6 separate regions of the Homo sapiens genome follow, and regions 1, 2, 3, 4 and 5 are each linked to region 6. Evidence: chromatin contacts called from ENCODE Hi-C or POLR2A ChIA-PET data. All regions are on one chromosome and are shown on one strand. Each heading gives the region's core, a stretch centred on a gene start or an enhancer-like site at or near the end of the contact. The rest is flanking DNA. Distances are from core to core; before and after follow the strand shown. Region 1 holds the start of SMAD1 (SMAD family member 1). Region 2 overlaps ARHGAP10 (Rho GTPase activating protein 10). Region 3 holds the start of OTUD4 (OTU deubiquitinase 4). Region 4 holds the start of ABCE1 (ATP binding cassette subfamily E member 1). Region 5 holds the start of NR3C2 (nuclear receptor subfamily 3 group C member 2). Region 6 holds the start of SLC10A7 (solute carrier family 10 member 7).

What was found. A loop is a pair of places that touch in the nucleus more often than their neighbours do. ChIA-PET counts read pairs that join two places held with the same protein, here RNA polymerase II (POLR2A). Pooled maps may share reads with other maps.
Region 1: a map of gastrocnemius medialis shows a loop between it and region 6 (7-fold over the local background). The contact joins the promoter of SMAD1 here to the promoter of SLC10A7 in region 6. A Hi-C loop is called at or near these places in 1 of 168 maps with a recorded cell type or tissue (gastrocnemius medialis), 2 of 37 single-sample maps with no recorded cell type and 12 of 50 pooled maps.
Region 2: a map with no recorded cell type shows a loop between it and region 6 (7-fold over the local background). The contact joins the enhancer-like site here to the promoter of SLC10A7 in region 6. A Hi-C loop is called at or near these places in 1 of 37 single-sample maps with no recorded cell type and 5 of 50 pooled maps. POLR2A ChIA-PET finds 5 or more read pairs at or near these places in 1 of 52 experiments (T-cell).
Region 3: a loop to region 6 is called in a map of OCI-LY7, with 7 times the contacts of the local background. The contact joins the promoter of OTUD4 here to the promoter of SLC10A7 in region 6. A Hi-C loop is called at or near these places in 3 of 168 maps with a recorded cell type or tissue (CD4-positive, alpha-beta memory T cell, OCI-LY7 and naive thymus-derived CD4-positive, alpha-beta T cell), 3 of 37 single-sample maps with no recorded cell type and 17 of 50 pooled maps. POLR2A ChIA-PET finds 5 or more read pairs at or near these places in 1 of 52 experiments (activated CD4-positive, alpha-beta T cell).
Region 4: a loop to region 6 is called in a map of CD8-positive, alpha-beta T cell, with 7 times the contacts of the local background. The contact joins the promoter of ABCE1 here to the promoter of SLC10A7 in region 6. A Hi-C loop is called at or near these places in 3 of 168 maps with a recorded cell type or tissue (CD8-positive, alpha-beta T cell and naive thymus-derived CD4-positive, alpha-beta T cell) and 14 of 50 pooled maps.
Region 5: a loop to region 6 is called in a map of B cell, with 20 times the contacts of the local background. The contact joins the promoter of NR3C2 here to the promoter of SLC10A7 in region 6. A Hi-C loop is called at or near these places in 3 of 168 maps with a recorded cell type or tissue (B cell, CD8-positive, alpha-beta T cell and naive thymus-derived CD4-positive, alpha-beta T cell), 1 of 37 single-sample maps with no recorded cell type and 16 of 50 pooled maps.

What each region holds. Positions count from the first base shown.
Region 1 is chr4:145,480,417-145,483,226 of GRCh38, forward strand. SMAD1 (SMAD family member 1) reads left to right here and starts at 1,437. Exons shown (of 7, transcript NM_005900.3): 1 at 1,437-1,622. RefSeq lists silencers at 1,206-1,335, 1,506-1,665, 2,006-2,065, 2,156-2,255.
Region 2 is chr4:148,055,560-148,058,389 of GRCh38, forward strand. All of the region lies in intron 20 of ARHGAP10 (Rho GTPase activating protein 10), which reads left to right. Among named protein-coding and RNA genes, the nearest start is that of MIR4799, 270 kb to the left of the region's middle. RefSeq lists an enhancer at 1-563. Within about 2 kb of position 1,477, at least 9 of the 41 ENCODE cell types and tissues checked have a DNase peak (open chromatin) inside an H3K27ac peak, as active enhancers do.
Region 3 is chr4:145,179,239-145,181,938 of GRCh38, forward strand. It overlaps OTUD4 (OTU deubiquitinase 4), which reads right to left and starts at 1,351. Exons shown (of 21, transcript NM_001366057.1): 1 at 577-1,351. The coding sequence starts at 735. RefSeq lists enhancers at 453-1,282, 1,283-2,112 and silencers at 458-917, 1,038-1,267, 1,358-1,757.
Region 4 is chr4:145,096,868-145,099,608 of GRCh38, forward strand. ABCE1 (ATP binding cassette subfamily E member 1) reads left to right here and starts at 1,444. Exons shown (of 18, transcript NM_002940.3): 1 at 1,444-1,552. ANAPC10 (anaphase promoting complex subunit 10) reads right to left here and starts at 1,329. Exons shown (of 5, transcript NM_001256706.2): 1 at 1,253-1,329. RefSeq lists enhancers at 584-1,455, 703-1,902, 1,036-1,085, 1,166-1,425, 1,456-2,327 and 1 more.
Region 5 is chr4:148,441,047-148,443,871 of GRCh38, forward strand. It overlaps NR3C2 (nuclear receptor subfamily 3 group C member 2), which reads right to left and starts at 1,368. Exons shown (of 9, transcript NM_000901.5): 1 at 1,114-1,368. RefSeq lists a silencer at 1,276-1,565.
Region 6 is chr4:146,520,438-146,523,238 of GRCh38, forward strand. It overlaps SLC10A7 (solute carrier family 10 member 7), which reads right to left and starts at 1,503. Exons shown (of 12, transcript NM_001029998.6): 1 at 1,181-1,503. The coding sequence starts at 1,280. RefSeq lists enhancers at 631-860, 1,301-1,370, 1,591-1,670, 1,681-2,100, 2,271-2,350.

The sequences.
Region 1 (2,810 bases), core at 187-2,686, 1.0 Mb before region 6:
AAACTAGTTTTAGAACAATTTTGTCACCCCATAACCTTTAGCTGTCACTCCCCAGGTTCCTCATTTCCCCAACCCTATGCAAACCACCAATCTACTTTCTGTCTCCATAGCCTTGCCTACTCTGAGCATTTCACATATGTGGAAGAATACAATGTGTGGTCTGTCTTCTTTCCCTTCACGTTTTGAAAGGTTATCCATGTAGCATGCATCAGTATCAGTACTTCATTCCTTTTTATGGCTGAATAATGTTCTCTTGTATGGGATACTTTATACTATTTATCAAGGGAGGGTTTTCAACAGAGGAGTGGCCTGATCCGAGTGGCATTTAACAAGGTTCACTTTCCTGTTGTTCTAAGGAGCAGAGAATGATCAACTGCGTCAAACGCTGCTTTTAGGGAAAATAAGATGAGGCCCACGAATTGACCAGTAAGTGCTCAAATAGGTTAAGGGAAAAAGGAATTTAATTAGAAGACATATTCTGATATACATTGCTGGGAGTGATTTTTTTTTTTTTTTTTTTGCTTCATGTGAAATTTATTCCTCAAAAAAAAATCATTTTTTCTAAACGTAACTCAACATTATAGTAATTATGCAAGATTTTATGCAGCTTCAAGAGTTAGCCAAGAGAAAAGTTGACTCTTGCAAGAAGATATTTTCAATGTCTATGCAGATCAGGTAGGTAAGAGTTAAGTGCGGGGGAGTTGGCATCATCTAAAAGACTGTAGAAATTGGACCAAAAATGTGGAGTTCTAAAGCAGTATCTCCTTATGGCATGCCATTATTTGGAGCAACAAGGTTACCTACTCGAATCACTGGATCCTGAGTTGACACAAAACGCATCTGTTGACTCAGGGTTTGTATAACCACGTGCAGTATTTACTAGGCTATCCAATTCTGGGTACGTACAACTTCTGGGGCCTGCAAATTATTGGAGAGTGAGTGAGGGGCAACGAAAGATAGACATAAAAGGGCGCGTCTCGAAAGGTAACTGTCAACATGCACTCCACGTTTATAGAACGATTCAGTGGGCGCGGTGGAAGCGTTAATGAACATTTCAGAAAATAAACATATGGAACATCGAAATTCACTTGCAGATAATGGACTAAGTCCGCTCCACCGGGACTAAAAAGGCAGGGTTAGGAAAGCCTGAACGCCGCCACACTGTTTTTTCTCCAGGAAGAAACGGGGCGTGGGGCTGCCGGTAGAAGGGGGTGGCTCCGGCCGCTCCCCCGCGCCGTCCTCCGGCCCCGGCCGCGCTGCGCTCACGCCGGCCGGGCCGGGAATTTGGAGAGGATCCCTGGTCGCGCGGCAGCGGCGGCGGCGCGCGGGTGAGCGGGTGAGCGTGTGAGCGGGCGGGCGGGCAGGCGAGTGCGCCGGGTATTGGCAGCTGAGGAGTGGAGGCTGGGCAGCTCCGACTCCCTGACGCCAGCGCGACCAGATCAATCCAGGCTCCAGGAGAAAGCAGGCGGGCGGGCGGAGAAAGGAGAGGCCGAGCGGCTCAACCCGGGCCGAGGCTCGGGGAGCGGAGAGTGGCGCAGCGCCCGGCCGTCCGGACCCGGGCCGCGAGACCCCGCTCGCCCGGCCACTCGTGCTCCCACACGGACGGGCGCGCCGCCAACCCGGTAAAACGAAACAGACCCGAACCGAACTTTCCCTTCATGCCGCGTCCCAGCCCTCCCCTCGGCGCCCCGGGCTTTCCAGCGCCGCCGCCGCCGTCTCTGCACGCGTGGGGCCGCCGCGGTCGTGCTGGGCTGGGGGCGCGGGCAGCGGCGGGAAGGGGGCTCTTTCTGCGCGGGGCGGGCCGCGACCCCCCCCCCCCATGATGGCGCCTCCCGTCTGCTCGGAGGAGCGAACCTGCTACCACGTCTTCTCGCGCCCAGCCCGCCGGGCTCCCCTGGTGTCTTTGTTGGGTCTTCTGCTGTGGGAAGCCCAGTTCCCGGGCCCCCGAGCCTCGGCTCCCGGGCCTGACCGCGCTGGGATCTCCCCGGCCGCGCTCCCCTTCCGCGCGCTCCTCACATCTCTCCCGTGCTGCCGCCGGGCCGAGGCCCGTTCGCGTGGCCCGCGGACCCATTGTGTCCCCCGCGCCGGCGGGGCGACCCCTGCGGGAGCTGGAGGACGACCGCTGGCGCTGCTCTCCAAGGCGCCTGGTGGAGCGGGTCTCGCGGGCGGGGGACCCCGGCGCCCCGGGCCCCTCCACATCCCGCACGGGTTTTCTTCTCGGCCCCAGCAAGCCTCTTTGGGGTCGAGGTCAAGGAAAGTTCGCACCGAGATCCCCTCTAATTTATTCAAAGGTTTGGCGGCGGCGCGTAATTTTTTCCCCCTCTTCCGCCTACACCCGCTGCGTCTCCTGGTGTCTCGTTCCTTTCCCTTTACCGGAGTCGATTGCCTCACTGCATGTGTATTCGTGAGTTCGCGGTTGAACAACTGTTCCTTTACTCTGCTCCCTGTCTTTGTTAGTGTTTCTCGGGGTTGTTTCTGTAGGAAGGTGGGGGTGGTGGGCGTGAGAGACAGATGTGGGCTTGTTTTTCTAGTTGCTGAAACTGTATGAAGGCTTTAAAGGGAGAACGTTTTCTTGATGTGCTTTAGGAGGGGAGGAGGAACAAATGCCTGCCAGATCTCACAGCTACAGTAGCTGAGCTTTTGTTTATTTTGAAGAGCATGCAATTTTTAAATACACGGTGCAAGATAACCAGTAAAGGCGCGTTCCTTCTGAAAATTGAGGCCGGTCTCAGAACCATCTCCTGAGAAAGCATCCTTTTCGTGAGTGCTGAGACAACTGTCCTTTTTCTCTGCCCTCCCCCCTCTTTTCT
Region 2 (2,830 bases), core at 227-2,726, 1.5 Mb after region 6:
GCACCTGTAATCCCAGCTACTCGGGAGGCGAAGCACGAGAATTGCTTGAACCTGGAAGGCGGAGGTTGCAATGAGCCAAGATTGCGCCACTGCACTCCAGCCTGAGTGACAGAGCAAGACTCCGTCTCAGGGAAGCAACAAAATAAAGATATTTGTTCTCAAAGGTGAACAAGTTACTGCTTTTACGTGCTGGCTTCATGTATTGGCTGGCTCCCTGCTGCTTGAGAGATGATCTTATACAGTTGAAGAAGGCCTCTGCTGCAGGAAAGCACTGGGTATGTGTGGGTCAGCCCCAGGCACGAACAGGGGAGCCCCGCACCACAAAACCAGTGAAGATGGAGGGGATTCTCCATCCGAATTGTCTTCATCTCCCCCAAACCCCACGTCCCTTCCAGGCTTCTTATCTGGTCTGTTTAATCCAGGGGTGAGCAAACCGTGGCCCACTGCCACCTGTCTTTATAAAGTTTTATTGGAACACAGCTACACTTAGTTGTTTACGTTTTGTCTGTGGCTGCTTTTTCACTGACAGTGATAGCAGAATTGAGTAGTTGCAGAAGGCCTGCCAAGCTTGAAGTATTTACTCTCTGGCCCTTTACAGAATAAGTTTACTGATCTTGAGCTAATCAGTAATCAAAACAGGTCTGTTTGGAAGGGCCCACCTTTCTTAAAACCCAGCTTTAGGAAGTGCAGTTAACCACTGTGGTGGTAGATGGAGAGTGCCAGGTGATTTTCAGTGTAAGCTTCACACATCTCTTCTTGTCATTAAACCAACCAGACATTTTCCCTATGGGTTTTGGATGCCCTCAAATGTTTATTTATAATTTCAGAAGGCTTTTAGTGTTTCAGTGACTGAAAAACCTATGTGGGGTTGTTCTTTTTATAATGTATCATTTAAAATAAATTTTTATTTTGGAATAGTTTAAGGTATGCAGAAAAGTTACAAAGATACTACAGAGCTTCCGTAGACCCTTCACTTCCCCTCTTCACTTCCCGCCCCCACCCCACCTCCGGCTCTTAGCATCTTACAGAACTGTGGTACCTTTGTTAAAAATAATGAAATTAGTGTTGATACAGTACTGTTAACTAAACCACAGACTTCATATGGACTTCACCAGTCTTTCCAATAATGTTCTTTCTCTGTTTCAAGCTCAAATCCAGGATGCCATGTTTCTATAAGCAACTTTAGATTTTTTAAATGATGACATCTACTTAATATAGTCATACTTTTTTCCCTTTGCATAGCTGATTTGCTGTCTTTTGGTAAATTAAATGGTTAGTGATGATATAACCCTAGAAATCAGAGGTAAGATCTGACCTAGAAATATGTAATAGTAGTGAGGGCTTCATTTATTGACTGCTTGCTATGCTTCAGGGCTTTACGCCTATCATCTCATTTAAACCCACAGTGACCCAGCCGATGAGTCATGACTCTCTTCACGTTAGCTGAGGGAGTTTAGGTTGCTCAGCCAAGTTTCAGTTGTGGATGACACTAAGTGCAGGCTAATGATGGCAACTGTGGGCCAACCTCTGGGGGGCACTCGTAAGTCATTCGCTTCCTTCTCAGCATAGCCTCTAGCTATTGACAAAAAGAGGAACAAGCCTAGGGGAGGAAGAAACTGCAAGCTGGCACTCAGCCAACAATGATAGTGCCAGCTCTGGCACCCAGGTCTCTCTGCAGAGTGGCAGAGTCTTAGGCATTTGTAATTTGCATGCGTACAATCCTTCAATGGCCCCTCTTTGCCTTTAGGTTATGATTGTGCCTCCTGAATATCCCGGTACTTGCATCTCTCACCATTCTTTCCATATTCCATTCTAGTCACTGAAAAGGACTTGAGGGTCTGAGATCTGTGCTGTCTTGTCAAAACAGGGTTTACTAGAAACATGACCTTGAGTAAGTTGCTTTCACCTTTCTGAGATGGTCTTCTCATATGTCATGTGGAATAATAGGGTGGTTGGGAATAAGTGTACTAGTGCCTGCCTGTTGCATCTAGCACAGGGCTAGATTGCACAGTTGTGCCTCACATGAGCCTGGGTGTGGGGAGGTGATGACGATGTTGACTATGGTAGCATCAGCTTCAGCATTAGCTCCGCACAGATGCTGCCTCCTCCAGGAAGCCCTCCTGGCTATCCCCATGGTTATTAGGTGCTTCCTCCACTCTTCCTCTGAGGGACCTTGGGCAGATCGCTACATGGCTCTCAGTGCCTGTATTATGGTTATTAATTGGGCATTCTCCACTCACTTGGCTGCAGAGCAGGTGGTGTCACGGTTTCCTGGGTGTCCCCAGGGACTAGCACAAGGCCTGACAGGAAGTCCTCAGACTGTAAATGATGAGCCAGTGGGTCTACTCCGAACCTTCCTGATGGGCAGCAAAGTCCTTCTCCCCCAACGCCGTGGGTTATGGCGACTTGCATGTCACAGGCCTTTGTTTCTCTGCACTGCTGTTGTCCCTCGGTGTGCTCGTGGGGAGCCAAACAATGTGCTTGCGTGTGGAGTTCTCCCTCTCCTGGCACTTAAGGAATAACTGGCATTTATTTGAACAGAGATTTTCCCATAATATACAGATCTACAATATTTCCTTCTGTCTTTATTAACATTTTCAAACACTCTTGCCCAGGACAGCTGTTCTAGACTTATGCTGTATGTTTCCCAGACTGGCATGAAAGATCATTTCACTAATGTGTTAGCTTCTGCTCAGAGACCTGGCAAATGAGAGTTTAGAATCTTTCATTGCAGTGCAAACTTCTGATTTGATCTCGTATTGTATAACCGTAGTGAAATATCTTGGTATTTGGGGGATTTAGTCACTTCAAATAAGCATTCATTTCTTTT
Region 3 (2,700 bases), core at 101-2,600, 1.3 Mb before region 6:
CCTACTCAAGACAAATCCTTCAAAATATTCTATATTTGTAAAAGGCTGGTTTTCTCAAACGGCAGTTTGCCCATTTGATTCAAGTGACATGGGCGAGCTTGCCTACCCTACATTCCAAAGTCCAGCAGCAAACCAAAATATGTTCCACAAGTAAAGTTTGATCCACCACTTCTAGTAAACACTTGGTTTACTGGAGTGGGGTGAGCGTGGTGCTTCTCAAACGAAGGGAAGGAAGGTGAATGCGGAACAAAAGTAAAAAATATCATGTCGCCAGGTCCCCAGCAATAAATCAACTGTACAAGCTCCGAGCAGGCCTCACAAGTTGTCCTCAACTCATTACCTCTTCATCAGGAGAGAGACACCCCGTTAATTTGCGGGCTTTCGAGTTTCAATTTGCACCTTTCAGACGCAAAGCAGCGTCCCACTCCGGCGTTACAATGGGGCGCTGTGACGACAGCCAGGGCACGCGCAGCCCCGGCCGTGGGCGGCCCGGACAGCCCGCAGCTGCCTCCCCACCCAGACCCGCCGGGCCGTCCCCGCCTCCCCTCGAAGCCCTCCCCGCCCCCCCGCAATTACCTGCTCCGCCACGGCCCGGAACAGGCACGACCCGTCCTTGGCGACCAGTTTCCGATACAAGCCCAGTTTCCGCAGATAGGCGTCCATGGGCGTCGCGTCCTCGCGGGGCCCCGCGCCGCCCTGGTCCCCGCCGTCGGGGACGCCGACGGCAGCCTCCATGTTGCTGGTCCTGCTGCAGGCCAGGCGCGGCGAGGGCTAGCCCCACATGGCCAGGCCGCCGGCTGCTCGACGCCCCGGCCTGGGGCAGGCGGCGGCTCGGGCTGGGGCTCGGGCTCCGCGAGCGGCGGCAGGCGGCGGCGGCCCGAGGCAGCGGTCCGCGCTCTCCGGGCGCATAGGGAAGCCCTGCCTAATGCATGGCTGTCCGCACGCGGCCGCCTCCTCGGAGCGAACACGCGCCCACGACAAACGGGGGGAGCGGGATTAAGGAAAACCCCGAGAGTGAGTAGTCACTTCCCGACGGCCTCGCTGCCTGACTCAGGACCCAGGCCGGGGGTCGCCGCCCCCACAAGTTTCCTCCTCCGTACCGGTGTGAAGCGAGAAAACCCCCGCCCCTGGCGCGCACGCTGGGCCGGCTCAGGTGAAGCGGGGCCTGCGCCCCCGCGCACTCCCCACGCCGGGAGCCGAGGAAACCAAAAAGAAAGACGCGGCCTTTCGTTTCCCCACCTCGCTGGAGGGCGCCGGAGGGGCAGGGAGCGGGTGGGGGCGCCCGGGAGAGAACAGCACCTCGCAGCCCAGAATTTGTTTTCGCTTTCGGCCCGACAGCGGAGAGGACGGCGGGAGATGTAGTCTTGGCAGCCGCAGGAAGTCGGCTTGCGGCGGGCGGGGACGCGCTGGCCGGCCTACCCGGGGGAGGTGCCCGGGAGGCGCGCGGACTACAAGTCCCTACAGCGCGGGCGCGCCGCCGCCACCGCCACCGCCCCAAGCCGGCTTCGCGCTGCACTGGCGCCGCGTCCGCGAGCAGGCCGAGGGGCTCCGCCGGCCGATGTGGGGCGACCTGCGCGCGCCACCCGCCAACCCTGCCGCTGCGCCGCGGGAATCGCGCGCGCCGGGCTGGCGTGGAGTTGCCAGGGACACGGCGGCGCAGTGTCGGCCCTTTGTGTATTTCTTTCCAGAGGGCGCACCTGTCTGCTCCCTTCCCCCCGGCCTGCTCTCCTGGTGTTTCCATGGAGGTGGCTTTAACGGCTTAAGCAGAAAATAGAGCTAATTGGCTGAGGCTCCGGGAACTGGCACGGTGCGGGACGACACACTCTGTCCATAAATCAACCGTGGACTGCTGATTGCTATTAGTAGTACAGCTCACGTACTACGGCAAGATGAAGGCTTTGCCAAAGACATTTTTGTTCACCCTGTCACTGTAGCTGAGCACCCCATCACAGAGACATGTCACTGTCGGAAGACGTTAGGGTTTTTTTTTCCCCCTTAAAAAATTCATCTTGTAAATTGCTTGATAACATGCTGACTGGACTGGCCATGGCTTCCACCAGTGCTCGAGGCTTCAGCTCAACTTCCCACCCTCCGACGTTGAATGGCAGGGAATTGACAAAGTTAAATTATGCTTTAGAACCCAGAATTTATCCAGCATGCTTCTGTTGCACCAAAATTTTATTTTGCTAAGATACAACATCTGGTGTCCTTATTTAAATACATGGTTAATCATAGGAACTAATTCAGTCTTTTAGGCTATGGTGGAGGAGAGGGAGAAGAAAAGGGAGCATTACTATAGGTTTAGACATGTAGTCAAATACCTTGGAATGGGGGGCAAGGCAGGCCAGGTGGTGAGAGTCCAACGACAAAAATTTTTTAAAAACTACGTTAGACACTTTTCAGTATTTTCAGTGCAAGCAATCAGTCATGTATTCACTTTCCTTGGAGCGTCTTTGATTTCTTAATGTTTAAATATTGTATCTCAAATTATGCTGCTTTTAGAGAATACAAACGTTATCGTTACCTAAATGAAAAAATGTCCCTGCCTCAAATTTACTTGTTGTAGCGAAGAAACACTTTGAAATCAGGTTTAGAAAAGTATAGTTTCAGCTGGGCGTGGTGGCTCACGCCTGTAATCCCAGCACTTTGGGAGGCCGAGGCAGCCCGGTCACCTGAGGTCAGGAGTTCGAGACCAGCCTG
Region 4 (2,741 bases), core at 194-2,693, 1.4 Mb before region 6:
TTCATTGAGTGATGCAGAGAACAGTCATACCTGCCCTCTAGCTGTCAAAAGTTTTATTTAAGACCCAGCCCGGTGGCTCACACCTGTAATCCCAGCAGTTTGGGAGGCCAAGGCAGGTGGATTGCTTGAGCCCAGGAGTTCGAGACCAGCCTGGAATATGGTGAAACCCTGTCTCTAAAAAAATTCCAAAAAATCAGCCTGGTGTGGCGGCACACACCTGTAGTCCCAGGGGGGCTGAGACAGGAGGATCACCTGAACTGGGAGGCGGAGGTTGCAGTGAGCCGAGATCGTGCTACTGCACTCCAGCCTGCGTAACAGAGCAAGACACTGTCCCAAAAAGCACAAAAATAAGAAAAAAATGTTAAAAGTTCACTTACATATGCTCTTACCATAGAAGATAAGGTCAGGAAAATGGCTTCAAGATTTTGAAGTGAATAACTGGCCCATTCTAAAAAGGTTGACCTCATCTTTCACATCTTTTGTTAATTTTACTAAGTCTATTCATATGTGAAAAAACACTTCAATACTGGATCGTGAACAATATGTAAAACTGCTTTGGTAGCGCAGTTACTGCTACTGAACATTGTTATATATGCTATTCAAAATAGGTGCAATAGTTCTGCATACCGTTTCCTTGACACCTCCCATTGTATCCGAAGTTGTTCTTTAATCGGCACACAAGCACTTGATACTTACTAAATAACGGCAGACACAACGGACTGTAAACTTTGGCAAGGCCTGAGGCTTAAACGCTCAATAAGTAATTTACTGAATGAATAAACAGATGAATAGGTTCAGTTATGAACTAGTTGTCACTTGCCTGCAAGTTAGGTGAGATCTAGGGCGAGACTATTCAACCTGCAACCATCATTACTAACTGAATGTCCTGTTACCTAAAAAAAGATAGAAATAAAGCCCATCTTTAGGGCAGAATTCAACTGCCGGACTTGGGACTGGACGCCACCAAGTGGATAAAATATGGAGCTCGGAAAAGATTGGATTCCCGGCCCTGAACTGACCACACAGTTGAGAGGAAGTTGAGGCCTAGAAGAGCGCGCAACAGTAAGCCGTGTCGGCACCAGACTCTGTTGGTCCTACTGACACCTCCAGCGTTAGAATGACTAAGGCTCCACTCCTGACCCACCGGCCTTGAGGAAAGCGCAAACGTAAAAAAAGATTGAAACCGGAGAGGCGAATGCATCTGTTTACGCTAGGACCACGCTCGACGTCGGAGAAAAGCCCACACACTCACAGTTTCCAGACCTGGCTGCTTGCCGAAACTCAGATTCTCGGCACCTCCAGCAGCTGGCTTCGCCAACGGCGTTGAACAAGGGTCGCAGCTCAATGACGTCATATCTCCCTACCTACCTCCAGGGTTCCGCCTCACGCTCTATGTCGCGCGCGCGCACTACGTCCTATGGCTTGCGCGTGCGGCGGCTGGGCACCGCCATTTTGGCCGGTGGCCGTGAGAACACGCTGTGTGGCTGAAAAGTGAAGGCAAGAGCTGATTTGGCCTCTGTGCTCCCCTCCGCAAGGGGATCGTTTTCTCCAGGTACGTGAATAGCCCGGAGAGGTTTGGCCGTTAGCTGCCATCTGCCAGGTTGGAAAGAATGTAGGGACGTTCTCCGAGAGCCTTTGGTTAGGCCTTAGGTGGCGGAGACAGCAGCAGCGCGTGGCAGCGGTTCCTGCGGGACAGCTGGAACTGATGGAGCGCGGGCGACGCCGAGAGCTTGGGGGCGCCTCGGTCTTCCCCTCCAGCCGACCCGGCTGTCGCCGCTGTTGCCTGCCACACCCGCGAGGGACTTCGAGAATGGACCTAGATGCCGTAGTCTCCACTCCCCCTTTACCCCACTCCCGCCCTGAAGCTAAACCTGCTGGAGAGGAAGGCACCTTTAGAACTTACAGCACTCTCTAGTACCCCCACACTCCTCCAGCACCCAAAATGGATATATTGTCACATGTGCATATTTGGTTGTGGGAAGTCGTGGCTTCCACGTTTTGTTGAGTGGAATGAGTCATGGCATCTTGCCGCCATGAAGTCGAATACTCGCTGTCCACTCCCAGGCTTTATAGAAATGATGCCCACATGTCACTCTGCTTTTCTCAGAACAGCGTGTACGCAGCTATGACTGGGGTTGTCCCAAGTAGTTTCCCAGTAGAAATCCTATAGTTTTTTTGGTACGCTTTTGTAGCACTAGGCACTTTCTCCCCTTACCCGTTTTTCCTTTTATTGTATCTAATACTCATTGAGATCAAGGTTGATGTCTTTACTCAGAATACCTTTATTATCTCTTCAGGGCTTCGTACATTGTAGGCATTTAATACGTATTGTGAATGAATGACAGCCAAAGCCGAATTCCCACCTCCCATTAACTACATAAGCTTATTTTCTCTTTTTTGATGGTAAAAATCTATAAGAGGAAGAACTGTCCAAATAACATGTTTTATTTTTTTACTCTTTCCCAACAGGACTGCTAACTAGTCATTTATGATAGTGGCATTTATGTTGCAGTAGTTTGTCCCATATTCTGAGAATATTCATTGTATACCAGCCACCTGACACTAATACTTTGTTAGTGTAACCAAAGGCTCAGAACCTGTATTTGAACCAAAAGCTGTTTGGGGTTTGTGAGCTTTTTGAGAACTTAGTTCTCCCCTATTTTAAAAAAGGGAGTTTTTTTGTTTGTTTGTTTGTTGGAAGAGCATCTAACAATTGGGAGAGAGGGGGAGAAAACAATATT
Region 5 (2,825 bases), core at 118-2,617, 1.9 Mb after region 6:
GTTCCTCTCTTTTATAGATGAGGTAAATGATAGAAATCTGCCCAAGGTCACCTGAGAGAGCGGGAGAACCAGTTAGAACTGAGCACACCTGATTTCTATTCACTCACCTAATTTACCGAGCCACCTGATCTTTCCAAAAATCGCCAAACAAAACTATGCCTCCCTTAAAGGAAAAAGCTCCACTTTAAATTATTTTTTAAAACTTCTCCTCTCAAGCTTTTCCATGATAGCTGCCACGATGTCAAACATAAAATTTAAACTTCACAGCAGGACTTCACAGATGGAGAATGCTGTTATCATTACTATGTAAATATCATCAATAACAGCACCTAGAGAAATGGCAATACAAAATGTTAGGAAGCAATTTGGTGCCTTTAAAATTCGGCGGTTTCAAAAGCTCGTCTGCTATCAAAAGTTTTCCTAACTCCTATGTCATAATAAATAATTAAAACTGATGGTGCCATAAACCATTATTATTTAAACCTGGTCTTTTTAAATTGAGTAGGCAAAGCCACGCACCTAAAATTCAGTAGCAGAGTAAGGATGCCACCAAAAGAAGCTTCGTCCCCTTCTCCCTTGCCCTTAAAATTCCAACTGATGCCATAGGAAGCGTAGCCTGTCTCAAGAGTTTCGCGAATGCTAGCGAACGGGAAATGCACGAATTTCCAGAGCCCCTTTTATACAGGATCTATTAGGATCTATATCTCCTTCAACTGCCCTTATGCGCTACACCTCCGGCTGAGATTTGGGAGCGTCCGCAATTGATAAAGGAAAGAAATATTATTCAAACGTCCTTTAAAAATTGTACAGGGAAAATGATCCGAAATTCATCTTTGGGTAAAGGGAAGGGTGGTAGACCTCCCACTGCCAAAGGCAGTTAAAAGCTGCTAGTTAGAGGGCATTTATCCAAAGTGGCCAAACTTTCCCAAAATAGTCCTCTGGCGGCCAAAGGGGGAGAAAAGTGGAAAACCAAAACAAAACAACAAGCACACAGCACCATACTGACTGTGCCTCCGGATTACGCAGCCACTTCTCCCTGCAAAGTGCACGCTCCCGCGCCGCGGCCGCACGCCGAGCACGGCAAGCGGTGCCCCGCCGCGCGCCCCTACACACCTGCCTCGGCCGGGGTCCGTCTCTCGCCGTCTACCTGTTGCAGCGCTTGCCACCGCCACGAAACCCCTGCTGCGGAGCCCCCCTAAATCCAACCACATCCAGGCCAGCGAGTGCCGCTCTCCCTGCAGCGGGAGAGCCCGAGGCAGCAACGCTCTTGCACCCAGGTGACTGACTGCACGGGCTTCCTCTGAGCAGCCTGAAGTTGGCTCCCGTCTCCCGGGCCCAATGACACCCCGGGCGCGGAGGGGCTGAGAGGAGGGGGCAGGGGCAGGGGCAGGGCCAGGGCGGGCAAAAAAGGGAGGGAGAGAGGGCGGGCGAAAGCCCGGAGGGGGAGTGGGCCAGCTGGAGGGCTGGCCCTTTTAAAAGCGGGTCACATGTCCAGATAAAGTTCAGGTTGCTATCCCGCCCCCCTGAACCCTTCCTATTGGCCCGAAGAGAAGCAAGGCTCCACGCCGCACGGGTCAGGCGGGCTTCTTATTGGACAATCCAGGCTGTCAGTCACCAGGCGGGCGACATGACTGATACAAAGTTGCTGCGACACAGCCTGGACTCGGCAGCTTCCTTAAAGCCGCAGCCGCGGCGGGAGCTTGGGGTGCCGGGCGGTGGCTACATCAGGCGGCCTCCGCACGCTGCCCCCACCCCCATCGCTCGGCCGCCCCAAACTTGCTTACGTCCACCCTGCTCTCCTTCTGACCGACCCCAGGATATCTGGAGAGATGTGAAAAGTGTGCTGACGCGGAAGAAGTCGGTTTTTCCGCGAGCAAAGTGTCGTCCCCTCACGCTCTCCACCTGCAGCTCCAGGTGAGCTGCAGCCCAGACCCTGGCGCCGCCCAACAGCGTCCGCGCGCGGGGAGGACTCTGGGTGGGCTTCACCCGACCCTCGAGGTTCCTCTCCCAGCCCCTTTCCACTGTCTCCAGAGTTACCTCTCAGCAGAGCAGCAGCAGCCTTCGCTGCCAGCGAGCAAGACGATCACGTTCACTCGATTTGAATTTAGTTGTTTTAACCGTGCTGGAAAAACCCTTTAAACACAGCTTTCCTCCCATCCCTTAGACCCCTAACACCAAAAAAAAAAAAAAAAAAAAAAAAAAAAAAAAGAGAGAGAGAGAAAGATAAATGAAAGAAGTGGCAGGGTCAAGAGCTGCTCCTCTACTTCCTTATAATTTTGTCACTGTACTTACTACTTTAGTATTGGATTTTTCCACTAGTTCAATTTGAAAGCAAGCTTACCATCGAGGATATTCACGTTATAATGGGTGGAGGGGGTGGGTCACATAAGTGGGAGAAACAGACAGGAGGGGGGAAGGAACCAAACTGTTTTCTAAGGATCGGTTGTCTGCATGAAGAAATTTCGGTTTCCCTCCAACCGCCCCCTCCTCGATTCTCCTCCCGCCCACCCAAATGCTGCAGTTACTAAGCAAAAGGATGGGGTTCCTAACTTTGATTTCTAAGGACTTTTAGGCTTCTCATGTAAGGCCCCGTTTTAGGCTCCCCGCTGGCCCGGAGTCAGCATCAGTGACGTATACACCTAAATCTGGTCCCCCGGCCCTCGGCGACCCGCAGCCCGGCGGCGGCAGCTGTGCGGCCTCCCGCCTCACCCTCGCTTCGCGCCCGCCAAAGCCCGAGGCGGGGGACCGGGGGACACCCTGTGCCCAAAGGCCCCTCCTCTCCTTAACAGTTAGTTAAGCTCCGGGATTCCGGACCCCTAACCCAG
Region 6 (2,801 bases), core at 253-2,752:
TACAGAAGAACAAAATTTTAAAACAAACAATCCTTCATCTCCACAATTTTGGTTTAAATAATTCCTTTTAAAATGTTCCCGGAAGCTACTTCTAAACAGAGTAATGGGGTGGAGGTTAAGGGGAGAAGGGACCACTGCTGTTCTCCTAAGAGATCATTTCATTCACTTCCATCATGTTTTAACAAAAAGATAAAAATAACTTCAAATATCCTCCTGAGCGCTTCCTACTATGAAATATTGTGCCTGTTCACCTCTATCCTTATTTGCTCCGGTTGCATGAGTTAGGTATTAAACCTGTCAATAAGCTTGGAAACTGACAAACAAGGTCAAAAAGACAAGCGAATTGAATAAATTCAATTAATGTTTATGAAAAGTAGTACAAGATTGTCTAAAGGTGTTGGGGGGGGCATAAAAAACTAATATTTCTAATGTTCCCACCAGTGCCCATCATCTCCTGTACAAAGCTCCCACTATTCAGAGATCTAAGTATGCTTTCAGTCCATCCACATTTCCTTGCCAAAACACACACTACACTACACTACACATAGTCTAACAGTCTGTATCTGTTAGACTGCTAGTATAGCAACTGAATCCCGGCAGCACACGGAAGTATGCTGTAATGAAGTGTCCTGTAATCAAAGAGTGCAACGTGTCAGTCGGCTTGGGAGTTTCTGGAGCACCAGCAACTACAGCAAATCATCACTCTCCAACATGTGGGCCATAAAATCTGAGTTGGGGGCGGAGGTGTCCCTTTTCTTGTTTTTCCTCCACTTTTTTTTTTAATGTGGGGGCGGGGAGGACTCGAAAGTAGACTCGATAATGAGGTCCACTCCAAGATAGATACGGAACTCTTAGCAACCTAGATTCCCTTGGGATAGGATGCTACTTTGAAGGCAAGAGGAGTAAGTTTCATTCTCTGTAACCTCACTTCTTGACACTCAGGATAGTCATTGTTTGTCTACGGAAAAGGCTACCTGCCCTCAAATTCCTTTGCCTCGTTCCTAATTACAAGTTCCCTCTGGGGTTGGTAAATTAGAAAATCAGCAAAAGGGCCAAAGGCTGGTCAGTGCCCCCTGAAATTGGCAAGCGCTTGCAATGAGGGTTGCCCCACCTTTCCAAGACTCACAAATTAGTTCTGAAGTGGGAGCCGCGGTGGAGCCGGCAGAGGTGCAGCACTTACCCCCATTCACCCCTATGGACGGCTCCAGTTTAGCTCCAGCGATCGCCAGCACTATTCCGACCATGAACCAGTCTTTCCTCATTCTCTCCAGCAGCCTCATATTTGTTAGGGTGGGTGGGTTTTGTTTATTTGTTTGGCTTTTTTTCTTTTCAAGCTCCGATCACCTAATCCTTGGAGCGTCTCCACACTTTCCTTGGTCCCTCCAGACATGCAGCAGAGCAAGTCAAATTGCCGATTGTAAAGTAAAGACCTGGGGGTTGCTCCGGCGGCTTTGAGGAGGGTTGGGAGTAGTAGTAGCCAGTGACAGGAAAGTCTCACTGAGCGCCGCCATCACTACCACGCGCCTCAGAATACACGCGCACAAACGCCCCCAGCGCCTCTGGCCGCGGGCTCGCAGGTGCAGATGCTTTGAAATGAAGAACTCGGACCAGGCCGACAACGTGGGCGATCCGGCAAGGGAGGCTGGCCGCCGGATGGGGCTGACAAGCGCACCGCTGTCGAGACCTGCGGAACCTTCTGAATGACGAGGGGTCGGGGAGAGCGTCGTAAGGCGCCACAGCCAGCAAGCCTCACTGACTGTCCTTTTCTAACAAACCTTTAGGCACAGCCACCCACCCTTCTGGAGCATATCTCCATGGAGAGCCTCTCTTTTGCTGTGCCATGACTCCGCGGGCAGGGCTGACGTGTGCTTGGGGCAAGGGATTTCTCCGTTGAAGCTGCGGCAGCGGGGTGCAAGTTTGGAGACGCGCTTCTTCGGGACATTACGGCGCTTCCACGACGCTAGCGCTGACGTATGCGCGGGGGGGAGGGGAGGCCACTCTGGATCTCCGAGTTCCCAGCCTGAGCTGCCGGAGTTAGAGGTGTCCGCGCGGGAAAGTGGCTCGCTGGTGGGCGGGGAGCCTTATCTCTGGCGGTGGGTTGAAAATCCGGCGCCGGGCAGATGCCCACGTTCGCTGGACCCCTGCTTGCCGGCGTCCGCTACAACCCAAGGAAGGTGGGCCCGACCTCGCCAGGTCGCTCGCCTGCGGGTGGGCATTTGGTCCGGATCCCCTTCCCTCTGCGGCCCACACCTGTCTCCGGGACTGGGGAGGGCTGCAGGGATCGGGGCAGATCTGCCTTTGCGGGCCGAGAGTGACAGCTGAAGTCTCCCCACCAACTAAGCTACTCGCGGGCGGAGTGGGGTCTGCGCTGGCAAGCCCCTGGGCGCGCGGGTGCCCGCTCTGGCTCGCCCCCAGGGCTGACCTACCCAAGCCACAGGAAAACTCTGGGAAGAGGGTCGCGGATTCCAACGCGGAAGTGGTGGGGGATTGAGTCTGAGAGGTTGGGGAGTCCTACCTTCCATTGCCACGAGTGCTAGTTCTATCTGCCAGTTTCTTCCTTGAAATGTCTTGTGGCAACCAGTGACATTGATGGTTTCATGAATGGACTTCCTACCGGTAGACCCTGCAAGAGCATGAACTCCACTGTATCATTCATCCAAATGAAGAAAGAAAGAAAATAGTATGTGATATTTTGAAATAACCTGGCATCTGCCACTTAAATGGTTAAAAATAGAACTTAAGGTTTGGAAGAGATTGTTTCGTGATGACAGACTTTAATTCTGAATTTATTCAAAGCTGGA